2 separate regions of the Homo sapiens genome follow, and region 2 is linked to region 1. The links are chromatin contacts, found by Hi-C or POLR2A ChIA-PET in ENCODE. All regions are on one chromosome and are shown on one strand. The core of a region is the stretch at or near the end of the contact, and the rest is flanking DNA. Distances in the headings are between cores, read along the strand shown.

Evidence for each region. A loop is a pair of places that touch in the nucleus more often than their neighbours do. ChIA-PET counts read pairs that join two places held with the same protein, here RNA polymerase II (POLR2A). Pooled maps may share reads with other maps.
Region 2: a map of GM12878 shows a loop between it and region 1 (22-fold over the local background). The contact joins the enhancer-like site here to the promoter of EDEM2 in region 1. A Hi-C loop is called at or near these places in 1 of 168 maps with a recorded cell type or tissue (GM12878), 1 of 37 single-sample maps with no recorded cell type and 6 of 50 pooled maps. POLR2A ChIA-PET finds 5 or more read pairs at or near these places in 4 of 52 experiments (CD4-positive, alpha-beta T cell, WTC11, activated CD4-positive, alpha-beta T cell and 1 more).

The regions. Positions count from the first base shown.
Region 1 is chr20:35,145,852-35,148,896 of GRCh38, forward strand. It overlaps EDEM2 (ER degradation enhancing alpha-mannosidase like protein 2), which reads right to left and starts at 1,485. Exons shown (of 11, transcript NM_018217.3): 1 at 1,301-1,485; 2 at 974-1,084. The coding sequence starts at 1,407. It overlaps MMP24-AS1-EDEM2 (MMP24-AS1-EDEM2 readthrough), which reads right to left. Exons shown (of 15, transcript NM_001355008.2): 6 at 974-1,084. The coding sequence starts at 1,068. RefSeq lists enhancers at 667-1,270, 1,519-1,648.
Region 2 is chr20:35,328,184-35,331,228 of GRCh38, forward strand. All of the region lies in intron 7 of UQCC1 (ubiquinol-cytochrome c reductase complex assembly factor 1), which reads right to left. Among named protein-coding and RNA genes, the nearest start is that of FAM83C, 37 kb to the left of the region's middle. Within about 2 kb of position 1,581, at least 3 of the 41 ENCODE cell types and tissues checked have a DNase peak (open chromatin) inside an H3K27ac peak, as active enhancers do.

The DNA of each region.
Region 1 (3,045 bases), core at 235-2,734:
ATTAGCCGGGTGTGGTGGTGGGCTCCTGTAATCCCAACTACTTGGGAGGCTGAGGCAGGAGAATCGCTTGAAGCCAGGAGGCGGAGTTTGAAGTGAGCCAAGATCACGCCATTGCACTCCAGCCTGGGTAACAAGAGCGAAACTCCATCTCAAAAAAAAAAAAAAAAAAAAAAGAGTGTATTTTATTATATGTAAATTATGCCTTTAAGAAGTTCATTTTAAAAAGATACACATACACACATCTATATATATAATGGTATAAACCAAGAATATTTCTGGACAGATACAAAGGAAAGTTAATAGTTGGAATTCTAGGGTATGGGAGATATTTATTGTATATAATCTTTTACCACTTGAATTTGCCATTTGTATTTACTTTGTTTCAACTTAAAAAAATAAAAACCATCACAAGTTTTGAGTTTAATTTCTCCCGACCTTAGCACATTCGTGTGTAAAACAGGGATAATGGCACCTAACTCGTAGGGGTATTAAGATACTGAGCTGAGATCTGAATGACAAGCAGCAGCCAGTGATGGGAGGAAAATGGGGAGTGTATTTCAGGCACGGGGCACACCAACTACAAAGACTTAAGTTTTAGGAGTGTCACACTCCTTCCTGGATCTGAATGCCCACCTACATAATGAAAGGGGTGGGTTTTCTAATTCTTGGAGCCCTTCCACGGTATCTCGTTACTCCAGAAATTGCCTATGTCCCCACAGCTGATGCCTGTTACTGCTGGGGCTGAGCTCAGCGATCCAGCCCACCCGGCTAATCCAGGACTTTTTTTTTCACTGCGAGAGGCTAAGTGGATCCTGGAGGTGATAGTAAGAATTGCGGGGAGCGCGGCTCTAGCTCAGCTGGGAGCTTTCTGGTGCCGGTGAGGAGACCATGAAGCCACCAGCCCCAGCTGACCCGCCCGCCGAGGCCCAGAGAGTCAGACCCTGGCCGCCCCTTGCCCCTCCGCTCGCACTACCTGCCCCAGGTGTCGTGCCCGTCACAGGTGAGAGGTCGCAGCTCATCGAAGGGAAAGGCATTCTCCAGGTAGCTGTCGTAGGCGTGGTAGAACATGGCCTTGACTCGCTCCCTGGGTGGGGGACGAGAAATCAGGCATGGGGCAAGAACACAAAAACAAGCGGGGGAAGAACAAGATACAGGGCGGAAAGTGGGAATCACTAGCTGATTTCTCCCTGGGACCTAGCGGCTGTGTCGGAGCAAGTCGGGGTCTGGGATGGACGGAAAGGGAAAGGACCGGGTTCACGCTTCCCATTCCCCAACTGCGAAAGGGCGGGTCACAGTTCACCTGTAGTGGGCGGGATCTGGCGCGGAGCCGTCGGGACCTGGCGCACCATGGTGCTGAGGCAGCAGCGCGCACAGGAGGCCGAGCGGGATGAGCAGCCGGAAAGGCATAGAGCTCGTGTCCTCTCAGCGCCCCCGCAGCAGCAGCAGCCACTGCAACCAGTTCATCCTGGGAGCTGCTGCGGGTTCTTCCGGGAATCCGCGCCACTGCGCCTGCGCGCTGAGAAATCAGCCTCTCACTTCCGGACTACAAGCCCCTGAATGCAATGGGCAGCGAAACGCGGCCGAAGAGCAACTTCGGATGTACGGTTTCGGCAACACTGATCAACGTGTCTTAAAGTCAGTGGCTGTTGTTACTACTGTTATTAATTAATGTTTTAATAATAACAGCTAGCATGTATTGAGCACTTATTGTGTACTAGTACTGTACGGAGCATTTAAAATGCATTCTCTCATTCATTTTTTTCAACAACCTTATTAAGTATGAAGGCAGGGTAAGCATGAGAAATGTTCAGCCTTTACCATTATTACCTAGCAGGACAAGCCGCAGACAAAACTCCTCAGACACCGGGTTAAAGAAGGAAGGAGCTTTATTCGGCCGGGAGCGTCAGCTGACTCACTTCTCAAAAACGGAGCTCCCCGAGTGAGCAATTCCTGTCCCTTTTAAGAGCTTACAACTCTAAGGGGGTCCGCGTGAGAGGGTCGTGATTGATTGAGCAAGCAGGGGGTACGTGACTGATTACCGGTGCACCGGTAATCAGAACGGAACAGAACAGGACAGGGATTTTCACAATGCTTTTCCATACAATGTCTGGAATCTATAGATAATATAACCGGTTAGGTCAGGAGGGGTCGATCTTTAATTACCAGGCCTGGAATGCATCGCCGGGCTGTCTGACTACTGATTTCACTTCTGTCTTTCTTTTAACTCCTACATTTTCTTTGAGGCAGAAATTGGGCATAAGACAATATGAGGGGTGGTCTGCTCCCTTATTTAGGGATATTGAGTTTCCCAAACCAGTTACTTGTTGATTGTATAAGACACAACTCACATTTATTTGTCCAAAACTTCCACTCTTTTTTTTTTAAAACCTCTTGCATTTTCCGATGCTGTCACTCTTGAGGTTTCCTGAAATCCCGTCAGTTCTAGGAATTCATGACACTTCTCTCCTCCCAATTTGGGATGTGGTTACACAATCATGGTCCCTTCAGTCTCCATCTCAAACCGGAAGCTTTACCCCTGTCAGCCCTGTAGAATGTCTTGGGTAAGAATGAATACCCTGGTTGGGCGCGGTGGCTCACGCCTGTAATCCCAACACTTTGGGAGGTTGAGGTGCGTGGATCACCTGAGGTTAAGAGATAGAGACCAACCTGGCCAACATGGTGAAACCCCGTCTTTACTAAAAATACAAAAATTAGCCAGGGGTGGTGGCGGGTGCCTGTAAATCCCGGCTACTCGGAAGGCTGAGGCCGGAGAATCGCTTGAAACCGGAAGGCGGAGGTTGCAGTGAGCGAGGATCGCGCCACTCCACTCCAGCCTGGGCAAAACAGCAAAACTCCATATCAAAAAAAAAAAAAAAAAAAAAAAAAAAAAGACAAATGACTACCCTGGGGCACTATAGCTTTCAGGAGGTTTGTGATCCATTTCTCCATTCCCCTTATTCCCAAGTTTCTAAAATTTGGTCAGCACCTTAGACCACAGCAACACCCATGACTTTGGTCAGTGTGACATGCGGTAGAACCAACACT
Region 2 (3,045 bases), core at 331-2,830, 180 kb after region 1:
ATCTCTTTGGTGTTCTGTATTTAAGTCCCAACTCAGACCTAGGAAACGCACTGAAATCTAAGTAAATTTTGGGCCCCAACAGCCCTGTTTCCCCACCTGGTGAGTCTGAAAGATTAATCACTCTGAGCCTCAGTTTTTCCATCACAACTATGCAAAACCACCTTTCCTTTTTCCTTTTCATATTAACAGATGAAAATGCCTAACAGTAAGTAAATTAGTAGTGGCAAACATCTATTTCACTCTCAGGCATTGTTTAAAGAACCTCACATGTGATAACTCATTTATCCCTCACAATGCTACAAGCGATGTAAGGTGGGTATTACAGTTATGTCTATTTTACGGAGAGAAAACTGAGGCATAGAAAGGAAACAGGCATAGAGACCTTGCCCAAGGTCACATGGCTAGGGCAGGATTTGAGTCCAAACTGGCTTCAGTATGTGAGCACTCTCAACTACTCTGTGATACTGCATTGGAAAGGAGGTTATAAACTCAACCCAATCCCCCACTTGGAGATGAGAGCCTGGAAGTCTCTGAAGCTTCTCTCAGGACCTTGGGGCTCACCTACTCTCCTGCCTCATCCTCCCATTACACTCAGCCCTGCCCTGGGATAACTCCTGGAAGAAGCCTGCAGTGAACACAAAACAAAAAAGCAAGTGAACTCATATCTTTCTCGTTCGTCTGTTTCGTGTGGAAGTGAATCCAGGAAAGATTCAACTTCCTTTCTCAGCATAAACTAGATTGTAAGCCCTGTAAGATCACTTATCTCTGGTATATTATCTACCAACCACATTCAGGGATTAGCATGTGGCGAGAGACAAAAATGTTCCTTGAATAAATGAATGAAACAATTCTTAATAAAACCATACAAATTAATAATGCTACTGGATCTAGAGGAAATACATTCAATATTGCCTTCATCAAATGTATTCAGCACTACCCAGGCATCAAGCACTGTTTTAGGAGCTGAGGCTACAGCAGTAAACAAGAGACAATTCCCGAACTCCGGGAGTTTAGGATGATTAGTCAGGCTGCTGAATGATTTGCAGAATGAATCTGAGATGAAGAGAGTCAAGAGGCAGGAGGACCAGTGAAGAAGCAGCCGACAGTGAGTTTAGGTGAGAGGTCAGGACTGGATCTGAGCATCAGTAGGACAGTTGAGGCCCTGATAGTGGTTGTTTTAAAGAAGGGCTCCTTATAGTTCCTCCTGCTCCTTTGAGAACCAGGCACGTCACATTGATGGCAAGGATCACTGACATTCAGAAAGACCAGCTAAAGAGAGGACAATGAACATGGAAAAACAAGTCCCTCCACTCTAGCTGGGCCCCTTCAGCTCCAACCAACCCCACAGGGCCATTCACTCAGCATTTTGGGGGAAACAAAGTGAGAAAAGAGTGTTACAGCTGCCTCATCAATGGATCCAGAAATACTCATGGCACACCCAGGGCAGCTGAAAGAAACATCTGTCTCTACTGTATCCTAGGTCTGACCTCAGAGCCTCCAGAACTTTTTTACATAGCCCCACCCAGATCCTGGCGGAGCTACTGCCCTCTGGTGGTACCCAATGCAGGGGTTAAGCCCACAGGAGAAAAGAGTCTTGTGGTAGGACATGGAGTGAGAGGCATAGTCAACCCCAAGAGCTCGTCACAGTGCCTGTATGTCTTACTACTGCAACCACTGCTTTTTCCAAAGACGCTATTTACAGAAAACTCTGGTTAAAATGCAAGAGTTATCTGGGACCATTAAAACAGATCCTGTTGGCAACCCTTAACGATTTGGCATGAATTTAATCAGGTAAACTGCAGTGTAAGTATAGAATTGATTCTAAGAAGATAGGGTTAGGAATAGACTCTGTGAGTTCACTCACTCATTCACCATTCAACCAATATTGGATGGAGGCTTACCATGTGCTAAGCACTGTGCTAGACACTGGAATGCTGACCTTAAGAGAAAAGGATCAGGAGGTCTTTGATTGGAGGCTTTTCCCAGCAACACAAAATGCAGGGTGTGTGTAGTGGCTCTAGAGAACAGCAAAGATGATAGTATCAAGTAACGAAAAGAGCAACAGAATCAATCAAGAGAAGTGAGTTTTAGTCTCTGCTACTACCGCTACTATATGACACTGACCAAGCCTTTTTCCTGACCAGGACTGAGTGTCCTCACTTGGAAAGGGTTGAATTAGGATCATCTTTGTGGCTGTCAAGCTTCTAGGAGCTTGGCGGCCACTGAAATGATTAGGAGATGGCATAAAATAAAAACACTGACTGCTTGGCAATTCTGACCAGCTAGGGCTAGCCCTGGGTGGGGCTTCCTGCCATCAGCCAGGGCAATCTAAAATTCCTTTACATAGTTCCTGAGGATCATCACCAAGTGAGATTCTTCTGACATCCATACCCAACCACTTCATCAGACGAGATACCCCTAGTACGTTATGAACCCCACATTTGTCCCCAACTACCCTAGTCTCTTCTGGTCCCTTTGAACTGAGGCTATTAGGGACGGAGCCAGTTCTTCCAGTGCTACAGGGCAAGAGAGGCTTGGAGAAAAGTAGAAAGTTTTGCAAACTGTGTTCACTCTTGGAAATTCTACCCTGGGCTGGAAAATTTTTATCTCATGGATTTTTTTTCAAGCAGGAAAGGCCCTTAGAAATAACCTGGTCCAGGCTCTGCATTGGAGCCTGCTGGTTAATTGTGGAACTAAGTCTAACTCCACTCTTGTAGCTCCAAGATTGGTGAGTGTTTTTCAGTTCTCCCACTGTCCTTCTAGAGGGAGGCTCTTCTCTGGCAGCCAACTCACCTTGGGACCTAAAGCACAGGAGACGATAAACACCTTCTGTCTTTGAAGGAGAAGGAGTATAGCCACAAACACCTATCGAAAATGCCAAAGACAACAAGGTTCATTTGAAATCTGAAGAATCTTAGCAAAACGGTATGGGACAGGGATGAAAAGAAGAGCAGGAGACAGAAGCCTGCTCAGCGCTTAACAGGAATCATCTCCTACTTGCCCCATAACCATACACATACCACAAGCCAGCTGATTCCTAACCCC